Linked DNA regions of Homo sapiens: regions 1 and 2 are each linked to region 3. Evidence: chromatin contacts called from ENCODE Hi-C data. All regions are on one chromosome and are shown on one strand. Each heading gives the region's core, a stretch centred on a gene start or an enhancer-like site at or near the end of the contact. The rest is flanking DNA. Distances are from core to core; before and after follow the strand shown.

What was found. A loop is a pair of places that touch in the nucleus more often than their neighbours do. Pooled maps may share reads with other maps.
Region 1: a loop to region 3 is called in a map of naive thymus-derived CD4-positive, alpha-beta T cell, with 11 times the contacts of the local background. The contact joins two enhancer-like sites. A Hi-C loop is called at or near these places in 1 of 168 maps with a recorded cell type or tissue (naive thymus-derived CD4-positive, alpha-beta T cell), 2 of 37 single-sample maps with no recorded cell type and 12 of 50 pooled maps.
Region 2: a loop to region 3 is called in a map of naive thymus-derived CD4-positive, alpha-beta T cell, with 2.3 times the contacts of the local background. The contact joins two enhancer-like sites. A Hi-C loop is called at or near these places in 1 of 168 maps with a recorded cell type or tissue (naive thymus-derived CD4-positive, alpha-beta T cell), 2 of 37 single-sample maps with no recorded cell type and 10 of 50 pooled maps.

Annotation. Positions count from the first base shown.
Region 1 is chr7:106,344,537-106,348,926 of GRCh38, reverse strand. No RefSeq gene overlaps it. Among named protein-coding and RNA genes, the nearest start is that of NAMPT-AS1, 61 kb to the right of the region's middle. RefSeq lists an enhancer at 1,591-2,790. Within about 2 kb of position 2,891, at least 4 of the 41 ENCODE cell types and tissues checked have a DNase peak (open chromatin) inside an H3K27ac peak, as active enhancers do.
Region 2 is chr7:106,423,805-106,428,119 of GRCh38, reverse strand. No RefSeq gene overlaps it. Among named protein-coding and RNA genes, the nearest start is that of NAMPT-AS1, 140 kb to the right of the region's middle. RefSeq lists enhancers at 2,683-2,782, 2,166-3,365. Within about 2 kb of position 2,984, at least 21 of the 41 ENCODE cell types and tissues checked have a DNase peak (open chromatin) inside an H3K27ac peak, as active enhancers do.
Region 3 is chr7:105,807,937-105,812,049 of GRCh38, reverse strand. All of the region lies in intron 2 of ATXN7L1 (ataxin 7 like 1), which reads left to right. Among named protein-coding and RNA genes, the nearest start is that of ATXN7L1, 67 kb to the left of the region's middle. RefSeq lists enhancers at 2,835-2,944, 3,065-3,134. Within about 2 kb of position 2,654, at least 8 of the 41 ENCODE cell types and tissues checked have a DNase peak (open chromatin) inside an H3K27ac peak, as active enhancers do.

The DNA of each region.
Region 1 (4,390 bases), core at 1,642-4,141, 540 kb before region 3:
CTTTTAGTGCAGGTCTGCTTGTAATGAATACTTCTAGGCTTCTTTCATCAGAAAATATCTTTATTTTGCCTTTGTTCTTGAAGAATATTTTATCTGGATATAGAATCTGGGTTGATGTTTTTTTTTTTTCTTTCAGCACCTTAAAGATATTTTACCACTCAGTTCTCCGTGGTTTATGATGAAAACTCAGCTGTTAATTAAATAATCGTTCTATTATATATGGTGTTTTCTGTTGATAGTCTGAAGACTTTTCTCAATCTTTGGCTTTAAACAGTTGGACCATGATGTACCTTGATGTGGGATTGCTTATGTTTCTTTTACCTGATGTCCTTTGAGCATATTTATTTGTAAATTTCTGTCTTATCAAATTTGGGAGATTTGGGGGGCCATTTTTAATCATCTTTTTTCTATTTTTTTAATCTCTTCTCCTAGGACTCCAATTACACATATATTGGAACATTTAATATTTTTGTACCAAGTCCCTGCACTCTGTAGGTTTTTTTCCAATTTTTTTTCTCCCTGTTTGTCACATGGAACAATTACTATTTATCTATTTTTCACTTCACTTACTCCTGCCTCTGTCACTTCCACTCAGCTGTTCTCTTCAGTGATTGTTTTAGATCAGATATTACATTTTTTAGTCCTGGAATTTCAATTTAGTTTTGTCTGCTTTTCTCTGTTGAATTTTCAATTTTTCTTTATTTATTGAGCTCATATTTTGTTTTGTTTCATTGAATATCATTATAATAGCTGTTTAAAAATCCTTGTCTGTTGTATCTAACATCTTATCTGAGGGTCTCAATTGATCTTCTTTTCTTGATACATTCCATTTTTCTTGGTTCTTTTTTGTTGGGAAATTTTGGATTTACCCTGGACTTTATGAATATCAAGCTGTGCAGATTATTGATTTTATTGCTTCTCTAACAAGTGGTTTTCTTTGGCTTATGCAACTTTGTTTCTTGCATCTTAACTCTAGTCTCAGTTCAGATCATTTGTCTTTAGTTGAACTGCCTTTGGTCTGTTTCATGCATATGTCATTCAGGAATCAGTCAGAGAAATCATTAGACAAAATTTTGGGGATTTGCTCTCTGTTTCTTTCTCTTTGGGAATTCTCCAACTCTCTCCATCAGCCATGGATTCCCCTACCAGAGAGATGGTGGGTTTTCTACTGATGCTTCTACCACACTGCCACTGTGCACACTCAGTGGGTTGCACTGAGACCAAGGCTAGAAGCCACAGACACAGGGCACTTACTTCATACTGCTTCCTCTTCCAAATATTTATTCTTTGCCAATGTCTTTCTGCTTCTGTTCTCTCTCTAGTGCCTTCAAGTAGTTGCTTTTTGCTTTATGTTTAGGTTTTATAGTTGTTTTACTGCAAGGGAATTTTTCACAAGGGTCTTATTCCATCATCACTTGAATCGGAAGTCCCTCTCAGTTACCTTTTAAATTCAAGAATCTTGTCACTCAAAGTCAAAACATTTTCTCCAGGGCCTTGCAGAGACTTGTTCACATAATGAAAAATGTCCGCTGAGAAGGCAACTTTTTGTAGCCATTGTTCATCAAAACACTTAACGAAACTTGCCCAGTATGATATTGAAAGTACTTTTGAATTTCATCTTTTAGCTCAAACACCCTGTTGAAAATGCTTCCTCTGCTGAGCCACCAAATTTCTGTGTATAGCAGGATATTTCTGTGGCCTTTATCGACACCTTTTCAGTTTTAAAAGTATTCTCAAGTTAGCCTTTATATAACAAAGATAGCCATTTTGTAATATTATCTAAAACTTTCATTTCATCTCCAAGAATGTTTGACATTCTCTTTGAAGAAGCCAATGTGTTGTGAAAATGTGAGAAACTTTTTTCATTTAATAAGATGCAAAAGCTCTCATAGAACCAAATTTGACAGAGCACTATCAGTGTTCATGTCAATGTAGTTCTTAGACCTTTTGTTTATAGATATGAAGGCCAAACATTAATTATATCTTGGCCTTTCCTTGTTATGGGCCACTCTTTGTTTTCTTGAATTTCACAATTACTTGCAAATCTTACAAATGCTAAGTATGACATTTATTGGTGAAATCCCCTGACTCATCAACCTAGAAAAGGAAGCTGCGGTTTTTCAGGGTATGTCACAAAACCTCTTCAAAGTTGTGTGACGTGTCATCAATACTTCACCATATGACACTGTTTGAGGCTGTGGAACCTTTTCAGTTTCTTGTAGTGCATCTTTTCCTAGCCTTTGATTCACAGTAATTTTACATGATCACATTGTTAGCCTTACCAACTGTGTGACTTTTCCTGTTTAAGACAGTAAGTTCTGCTACTAAATAACTTGCTCCCTGGTCCTTTTCACTGAATGTACCTGTTTCTTGTTTGTTTGTGTGTTTGTGTGTTTTTAACAAGAGTTACTGTTTGTTTTAAGATTCTAATAGCTGCTTAAAGTAATCAGCATCTTTACTTCTCGAATACCTATGACTTATATTTAAGGGTTTTTGTTTTGTTTGGGTTTTCTTTTTTTTTTTTTATTGGAGCCATTCCCACATCTCTAAGTTGTTTGACATAGCAGGGATTGGCAAATGACAGCCCATGGGCCGAACCTCACCAGAGGCCTGCTTTGGTACAGCCCTCAGGGCTAAGATTGGCTTTTACATTTTTAAAGCATTTAAACAAGCAGACAAAGACAAAGAAGAATATGTGACAGAGACTACATGTGATCTGAAAAACCTAAAATATTTGCCACCTGCCTCTTTACAGAAAAATCTTGCTGGCCTCCTCACATGGATGATTCTCAATAAAATAAGAAAATTTGGATAATCAGCCTATAGAAGCTCCTTGGTAAGGGTCTTTCATCATAAAGATGGACTTTTTCTGTGTCCTTTGTTCCAATCACACAGGAAAATGACTCAGAAGGTTATAATTCATCATCACTACCCTTATCAGGGTTATCCCCAGGCCTAAAATTTTCCTCTTCCATCTCACATCTCACCTTCAAAAATTACCACATTGGGTTATCAAACATGTTTATAAAATACAAACATGAGTTAAGTGTAAAACATAAGAGCATAGTAAAATTTAAAAATCCCCCCAAACTCATCAATCACTGGAGAAATCACTTTTAGTCTTTTTCAACCTATGTTTTGCCATGTTTGTAACCACAACAAAACTGGGGGCAGGAGGTGGGGCAGGGTGCAGCTGAGCCTTTAGAATGAAAATTAAATTTCCCCTCATTTTTAGTTATACTAGCAAAGCTTGTTTGGTCCTGTGAGTCATCCTGTAGTGCATAAGGGGAGTTTAGGGGAAATAGTTAGAGAAGGAAAAACTCATGTCATCCATTTACCACCCCTCTCGTCTGTGCAATATAGCACTCATCAGTTACCAGTAACCTCCCATAGCTTGCATCATAAACCAAACTGGGCACAAACAAATACAATCCTATTGCACACTGCCACAATGGGGCTGAAAGACCCCGAATGAAATTGCTGACATGTCTGCTTAGCCACTATCTATCCTCAAAGTATGCAAACTTCGAAAGTTGATGTCTAGGTTTTAAATCAAAATCTCTTACAAACCCCTAGTGATGACATATTGAACTTTAAGGTTTTGTGGAAACCAAATTGAGAAACATTGGACCAGAGTCTCTGTATTCCAAAAGATTATCTTTCATTTGTATAATCTAAAACTCCCTTAAGTCTTATTCTTCTCCAAAACTCAAAGATCTACCCTTCTTCAAAGATAAATTTAATAATCACTGGCAGAATTAAAACAGATTGTTCTCACTCTCAGCCATCAATATTTTGGAAAACATCAAGTGCGGAAGTAAGCATCGTGACTCTGTTACAGTAACAGCTCAAATATCCGGAAGAATGTGGTAAGTCTATAAACACGTTACCACTAAAGTGCTCTCAGAGTCCATGGGGAAGTGAGATCACTAGATAGAGGAAATCAGGAAGGGTGTCATAAGTGAGGTAGCACTTACCACAGATCTCAGGGAAGGGAAGCACTTCTATGGTCAACATGACAGGAAAACATTTAGAATGCAGAGAATACAATTTCTAAAAGCATGGAGGCAGAAATTTATGGAGCAGGTTAGAACAATAGTATGTGGTCCCATTTGGCTAAAGTATAGGTGACATGTAGCGGGGAAGGGAAAGGAATATTGTATTAATAAAGTGCCATGAAGCCTGAATGACAGCCGGAAGGCCTACAATGCTAAGATAAGGAGTTTGATTAAGTCGTGAGAGCTATTGGAGGTTTCTGAGCAGTAAGATGACATAACCTCATGAAAAGTATGAGATATGATTAATATAAACCCATCCCATATTGTGCCCCTTTGTAAGCTACCTGTACGGAAGAATGTGAATTGTTTCTGGCAGGATTTTTGTTGAATAT
Region 2 (4,315 bases), core at 1,735-4,234, 620 kb before region 3:
GTGAAAGACAAGGAGATTAACAGTGAGAACACAGTGGCATCAAGAGAGGTGCACAAGAGTGTTCACAGAGTGTAGAGAATGGGTGCAAATGAAAGGTGCCTGAGTCCGCTTGCAGGGAAAGAGAAAGAGGGTCAATGCAGTTTTCAAAACAACAACAAACAACAACAACAACAGATGCATCACCAAAAGTCTGGTGGATAAGCAGGCATTAGTTGGATGGAGTGGAGGGGCGGGGGTATTTCAGGCTAGAGAGAACAGCCTGGGCATTTGTCTAGAGGTGGGAGGAGGCCTGATACTTTGGAGGAATTGCAAGAAGGTCAGTGTTAGGGAGCAAGGGGAGTGAAGGGGGCAGGGATATGGTGGGAGAGGGGGTTGCAGCTGCGAGACCTGATGGGGCAGGACGGTAAAGAGCCGTCCATTTGGATGCATGCATTTGAACTTGCCTATGGGAAAAGGCAAGCCACAGAAGGATGTTAAGCAGTGGAGTGATGAGATGATATTAATGTTCTCTGTCTAGAAGATACCTCTGGCCATGGGATGTGAGAGAGTGGAAGACCGAGTGGGGCTGGATACATGCAGAAGCTGGAGCTCAGCTTGGAAATGATCATAGTGTTGAGTCCGGGAAGATGGATAAGGGCCTGTGGCAATGCAGTAGGAATAAACAGGTGGTGATGGACTTCCAGCAGGGACCCAACATGCTGGTGACCATTCATTTGGATGTGGAAGATGAAGGAGGAGATGGTCAAAGCAATAGCAGGTTTCTGCCTCAGGTGACCAGGTGGAAGGTTGTGCCATTTGCTGAAGAGAAAAAAAGGCTGGTGGAGAAAGTGGAGCCAAATTGGAAGAATAGAAACATGGTTGCTGGAGATAGCTGCTTGCAATGTTTTGTTTTTCTCTATTTATTTTGGGACATGGGATCCTTTTGTAATATTTTTACACATGAAAAGGGGTATAGTCCTCAAAGGCTGTTAGGACTGTCACATATGATTATGCAAGTCTTGCCGTGCAAAAGGGCTTCTGGCCCGGGAGAGAGCGAGGCTGACCTGCAGCCTGTGCGAGGCTCCTTGGGAGTGTACGGACAGGGTTGCATCTGCCTGGGAAAGGGGTACCCATGAGGATGCTTCCCATCACCTCTCTGGACCCACTTCCCACCCTCCTCTGTGCCCTGGCTGGCTGGCCTGTGTGGATGACATGGCCCACCCCCCTCCCTCCAGCACCTGGCTGAGTTCCACCGTTGGGGGTGCTGGCAGGAGAGCAAAGGGAAGAGCGTTTCTCTTGGCTCCTCTCCTTACTGAGGGCCATTGATTGTCTCTCTCCCTTTCTGAAGGTCACAGCTTCCAAAGCTACAGTTCTTGCTTTGTCTCAGTACAGGGCTCTCTCTCTCCTTGTCTCTCAGGGCTCCCCACTGTTGCTAGCCCCAGGATACCATACCATTCCTTGCAGGTTTGCCTAAATCCCACCCACGTCTTTGTAAATGGTGCCTTCCCCTCACACTTTCCTTCATTATCCACTTTGACTGTGTCATCTGTTTCCCGCCAGGACCAGGACTGATATTGAATATTTTTCTAATTAACACAAGGCAACATCTTCATTCACTTCCCCATGCACCTGTGAAGCTGTGACTACCATCGGGACGCCTGTTTCTAGTTCTCAGGAAGGTGCTGTGTTAAGCGAAGGGCCCTCTGGGTTCTGAAACTCTGGGGGCCTTGATTCCTCTGCAAGTGGGAGCCAGATTGGCTTTTCAGTCTCACCCAAACTTTGAGCTAGAAGGGAAGAGGGAGGAGAGTGGGGAAGGGAAAGGTGTCAGAGTCAGCGGACCCTGAGGAGAGGCACTGTGGATTATCAGTGTGAGGTATTAACATCACCCCTCCAGCCTTCACTGGGAATTGGGAGTCGACACTTGGGAATGTTTGAGTGCAGGTAAGGCAGGTGTCCCTACTCCACCAGAATGATCTGCTCCCCTTCTTCAAGTTTCTCGGTTTCTTACCCAACCATCCCCTTCCCCTACCCTGGCTATATGTAGCTGTTTCTAATTTTCTTTAATTTAACAAGGACTCAGTAAAAGAGAATATTTTCGTTAAACTTTCAGGTTTAACAAGATATTGTGAAAGCCATTGATCTCCACTCTATCACGCTGGAGAAGTAGGGAAATACCTATTTGTAAAATGTGCGTGTCTGCCTGTTGACACCCAGTTGTTGGCTTATTTGTTCATTCATTTATTTATGCATCTATTATTTATTCATTCATCAAATAGCTGTCAAATGCTATCTAAGACTTGATTGTTGTATTTATCCTCAGCTGGACCCTTCTATCCCCTCCTAAAGGAAGAGGAAGGAGGCATGCAAGGCACACAGCAAGGTGGGCTGATGCCAAGCTAGAACAAGGAAAGTGCAGTTGGAGGACATGTGTGGTGGGACCTGTAGCTGACCTTTCCCCTCCCTGCAGCCAGACTTTGCCCTCCCTGCAGCCAGGCCTGGGCCACACGGGTAGGAATACCCTGGCAGTTCACATTCTCACTCAGTCTCACACTCACTTTGTACTCTGATGCTGACATGAAGTGGCTCTGCTGGCAGCCCACGTGTTTCCAGATACTTGACCCAGCTGCAGGTATGAAGGCCTTACCTCCTGGCAAATGTGAAACAAAAGTCGAAGGAGACAAAGAGCCTGTGAGCTTGTTCCCCACTCCTTTCCATACTCAGCTGATGACTCAATTCACCACCAAGGGTGAGCATGAGGGATCTGTCCGTTCATATTCATCTTCCACCCTTTCCAGGCTTTGGATGTGTGGAGCTGTGCTAATTTGGAGTTGCTGAGCTACAGGACAGTGTTAAGAGAGGCTCTGGCATCTCAGATTTATTGCTTGAATACTTGAAATCCTTATTACAGGAAGTTACACAGCTTGCTTCCAAGCAGCACATGTAAAATTGCAGTTTGACGTTCTGGGGAAATCCCAAGCGTCACGCTGTTTCACCAGAGTGATAAATTGACAAGGGGCCAGTGTTCTGATGAAATCTTGCTTCTGTTTGCCTGCCTTCCCCATGAGTTCTCTAGTTTCCTAAGAGCCAAGAGTGAGCAAATAGGCTCTTACTCATTTTAGAACATTAGTCTTCTAATTTGCATACTTTCTTTCTACATCTAGTTATTGGTACTTGAACGGAAGTGGAGGAGTCTGTCCTAACATATTCCTCTGCCCTCCCCATCCCATCATGATTGAGAAAGAGAGAGAGAGAGAGAGATTGGAACTTGGGTTAGGAACTACTTTCCAGAATCTTTTATTTTCTTCTTTTTACTTATCTACCTTCCTTCCCTTTTTCTTTTCATTCCATTTCTCTCTCCCTCTTTTATTCAGTAATTTATCCAATTACCCATTCATTACTTTGTACCTGGAACCTGAGCTTAAGATAGCTGTGTCCTCTTCCTCTCCCTGATTAGGATTTAGATGTAAGTCTGTGAATGCCAGGATGATGTGTGGCTCAACCTACCTGTGGGTCTGCATACCTGAGTGATGGAGTCTCCTAGGAAAGACTCTCTTCACAGGAGGGGGAAATAGAAGCACCTACTAGGTTCAGTTGCACTGGACCAGGACTAGAATGGAGACTGGGGTGGTCCTGGTGGGGTTTGAGGAACAGCACAGTGCCTGTCACTCTGATGTCTTCTGGCCCAGCGCCCAGGGCCAGAAGTCCTGGGAAGTCCTGCGCCTGGGTCCTGAGATGAGGGTATTGGAATAAAAAACAAGTGTAAACAAAAATAGTTCATCACAAAAGCATCCCTAGGTTACAGGAAGCAGGGGGCAAGAGCAGCACCAGCCAGCCCCAAAAGCCAGGCTGATGTCAGTGTCCTTGACCCTGTGCAGATGCAGCTGTGTCATGGGTGGTGGTGGTGGGCACCTCCACTGTGCTCCAGCATAGACGTGCTGCTCTCTAAGGCTGCCTTGGTTGTCAGCAGCAATGGAGACCCCAGTCCCGTAAGCAGAGGCAGGTGAGGAAGAAGGTAGCAGGTGCCACACATAGCAGTGGGCAGTCATGCTCAGTATCTGTAAGATAATCCCTGGAGAATCCCAGACTTTAGGGGATGAGTTTGATGTGAGGATGTGTGTGGTTGGAGCAGCTGCAGAATGGATTTGGGTAAATCCAGAGAATGCTGTTTTGTATCTCTCACTAAGATTCTGTTTCACTCTAGGCAGAGGAATTTGAGAGACACAGGCTTTTACACGTGCCTTAAATCCAACTTACTTCCAAAAAGCACTTGTAGAAGCTTTATAGAAAGCCTCAATATAAAAGAGATAATTTTTTTAAAAAGAAGATGAACCACAGT
Region 3 (4,113 bases), core at 1,405-3,904:
ATTCACAAGGCAGGGGAGCTCTTAGGCTGAGACCCAGAAAACAGAAGGGAAAGGGGAAGCTGGCAGAGGAGACAATTTGTCTGAAGACAAGGTATGGGGGCAGTTGAGAGTGGTCTGTTCAGTGGGCTCTCTGGGACTTAGCCTGTGAGGGGAAGAGGAGAGGTGGCTGCAGGTAGGTCAGCAGGGAGGCCTTGGCCCACCAGGAGCCATGGGGCCAGGGAAGAAATGCAGGCCCCAGGACTTGGCACTCTTGGTTTTTCTTCTACCTCCTGGGCTGCTCCAACTCAGAGTCCTTTGCCAGTTTCTGCTTCTCCCAGTCTCAGCTTTGGAGTGCCCCAGGCTCAATCCTTGGCCCTCTTCCCTTCCCATGTATACTTTTATTCCTTGCTGCCCTCATCCAGCCCCATGGCTATAAATGCATTCTATTTGCAGACATGTCCCAGACTCCTGTCAGCAGCCTGGGCTTTTCTCCTGAACTTGGGACTCAGACATCCCACCACCTGCTTGACATCTCCAGCATTTAACATGTGGAAAACTGAATTGTTAGCTTACCCCCTGTAATAGTTTGCTAGGGCTGCCGCAACAAAGTACCACAAACTAGATGGCTTAAAATAACAGAAATTCATTCTCTCTCTGTTCTGGAGACCAAAGTCCAAAGTCAAGGTGCTGGCAGGGCTGCGCTCTCTCTGAAGCTTCCAGGGCAGAATCTGTTGCATGCTTCCGGTGTGGCTAGCCATCCTTGGCTTTCCATGTCTTATAGCTGTGTCACTCCCGGCTCTGCCTCCTTTATCACATGGTGTTCTCCCTGTCCACCTTCACATCATCTCCAGGCCTGTCTGTGTCTCTTCTCCTCGTCGTATAAGGACGCCAGTCATATTGGATTAAGGCCCACCCTAATGACCTCATCTTAACTTGATCACTTCTGCAGAGACGCTGTTTCCAAATAAGACCACATTCACAAGTATTGGGGATAGGACTTCACCATATCTTTTCAGGGACCCCGTAACTTTCTTCATCTGTGGCCTTTCTAGGTTAGCTGATAGCCACTTCATTCTTCCAGTTGCTTTGGACAGAACTCTTGGTGTCATCCTTGACTCCCATCTTTTTCTCCCATCCACATCTAGTCCACTAGGAAACAGGTTAGGTTCAAAACCAACTGCTTCTCCCACCTCCACTTCTGCTGCCCTGATCTGAGCCACCATCACCTAAATTACTATAAAAGCCAAGTATCAGTTCATGTCACTCCTCTGCTCAAAAGCCTGCATAGCTTCCCACACCACTCAGAGTCACTGGCACAGCCTTTCCGCCGCCCCCATGCCATCCCCGGCTTCAGTGCCTCTACGCTGGCTCGCGTTGGCTCCTGCACACAGGCTGGCTTCTTTGCTCTCCCTCATACGTCCTAGGCTCTCCCCTTCTCTGGACCTTTGCACTAGCTCTTCCCTCTGTGCGGAACACCATCCCCTAGATGTGCTCCAGCCTCACAATCTACCTTCTCACCTTCTTCTAGTCTGCTCAGATATCACCTTCTCAGTGGCACCCTTTTTACAATTCCAGCCAGCCTTCCCAGCACCAGTGTTTTGTTTGTTTGTTTTTTTATAACACTTTACCCTTTCTATAGCAGACATTATTGGGAATACTTATTGTTTGTTGTTTGTCTCACCTGCTAGCATGTGATGTCTACAAGGCAAGGGTCTTGCCAGTTTTGGTGACTGGTGTTTCCCAAGGGCCTAGAGCAAGGGAGAGCCAGGACTGGGCCCAGGTCTCCCTGGCTCCAAGGCCATCCTCTTCCTGCTGTGAAAGACCACTCTGAACTATACAAGGGTAGATCTCTCCAACACCACATCTCGTTTATCCTCCCTGCCCCATCTTTTGCCATCTTCCTCAGTGACTTCAGTATCTCTGTGAGCCTACTTGCTAAAATAGAAATTTTAAACTGTACAGAAAGAACATGGTGTTATGTTCAAGAGAATGGAGTCTGGGCTGGGTGTGGTGGCTCACACCTGTAGTCTCAACACTTTGGGAGGCCAAGGCTGGAGGATCATTTGAGTCCTGGAATTCGAGGCCAGCCTGGGCAACATAGTGAGACCTCGTCTCTACAAAAAATTTAAAAAATTAGGTGGATGTGGTGGCATGTGCCTTTCGTCCCAGCTACTTGGGAGGCTGAGTTGGGAGGATCACTTGAGCCCAGGAGGTCAAAGCTACAGTGAGCTATGATAGCATAACTATGCTCTAGCCTGGGCAACAGAGTGAGACCCTGTCTTGGAAAAAAAAAAAAAGGAGTCTGGAGCCACTTACACAGCAGGTAAGCATAGGCACCTCACTTCACCTCCCTTTGCCTCAGTTTCCTCATCTATCAAAAGGAGATAATCATGCCACCTTACCTTGAAGGGTTTCTGTGAGGGCTAAATACGTTAATATATGTAACCACTTACCATGGAAACAGTGAGTACCATGTCAGTATCATTGTAAGGATATATATTTGAACCTTGAGGACACTATGCTAAATGAAATAAGCCAGTCATAAAGGACCAATACTGCCTGATTCCACTGATATGAGGTATCTAAGGCAGTTGACTCGTAGAAGCAGAACATAGAATGGTTGAGTGCCAGGGGCCGGAGGAAGGAGGAAGTGAGGTTGCTGCTCAGTGGGCGTGGAGTTTCAGTAGTGCAAGCTGAGTCAGTTCTAGAGATCTGCTTTACAACAGTGTGCTTATGGTTAACAATACTGTACTATACACTCACAGATGTGTTAAGACAGTAGATCTCATGTTATATGGGGCTTTTTAAACCACAACTTGTTTTTTAAAAAGGATGTAATATATTAGTCACTAACCCTTTGTTTTATTGAATTTTCTCAAGGTTAAGGGACTTACCCAAGTGCTCGCAGCTTATAAAGGAAAGAGGGTGACAAGAATGAAGCCTCTGACTTCCAGGGCTCTTTGTCCTGCTCCAAGTCAGGCATTAGTTCTGTCTGTCAAAATCCAGATTATCAAAGGACCATAGTATAAAAGGGCTCTGCAATATGGGGAGGTGCATCCACGCTTCTTTGGGAGAAACGCCTCACATGTTGGCTTCATAAAACTCTTCTATGCCCCGTAGGTTGGACAATGAGAAATAAATAATCCAGACATTGGTGTTTTTGATAGGTGGTTAGAGCTTCCCCAACAGGGGGAGTAAACAAAAGAACCATCTTAATTTCAAGCTTAGTTAGAACTACGGAAGACTAAAAGTCATTTTTCAAAATGGTGGGTGGTGCCAGGGCTCTATCCCCACCTGGAAGGGGCACTTGATCTGTAAAAGCAGCAAAAATAATTGTGTCTTTTATGTCACTTAGGTAGAAGCTCCTGTCCCAATTAATTCTTATCTCCTCCTCCCTTTATAAATATGCTTGGGCAAAGTGACATCCTAGCAGTTTTTTGTTTTGTTTTCTCTCTTCTTAACAAGGAATTCTCTCTGCTTAGGCATTTTAGGTGCTGATTTTTCTCATGTCCCAGAGATGCTTCTAATTAGTTGATGCTTCCTTCCCATAATAGTTCACCACAGAGAGTGGATTTGGACTGGAGGAGGGAGCAATTTTGTCATCTTATCAAAGTGCCACTGATCAGGTTGGCTTTCCTGAGTGCTCATTCATTTTTCCGCCTCTCTGGAAACAGAAGCAGCAAGCTCCTTGCTGAGTGGAGCTGGAGGTTTTTGGGTTTTGCTGTCTCCCCAGTGCTTCCCAGCACCCTTTGATGAAATGCTGCCTCAGAGTCTTTGCAGTAGGGCTCACTAGAGAAATTATCTTTTTCCTTTCACATCAGTGGAAAAACACTTGGCTGGGGACAAATGGCAAAAGCATGCCACTGTCACCTTGTCCCTAAGTAACCTGGCACCCACCAGGGCTGCCTGCAGGCCCTGTGTGTCCTGGGGAGAAGGTATATAAAGGCCTCTTCCTTTTCCTGCTTTCTAGGAGCAGAGTGACCCTCCAGGCCAAGGACAGTGCTGTATTCTTGGGTGGTTCTGACATTGCAGAAAGAGTCTGTGGACACTAGAGATCCAAGAATTATCCTCCAGTGCTTCAGAGCTGGAAGGAGATGCTAGCTCAGGCCTCTTTAAGGACTTGTATCAGTTAGC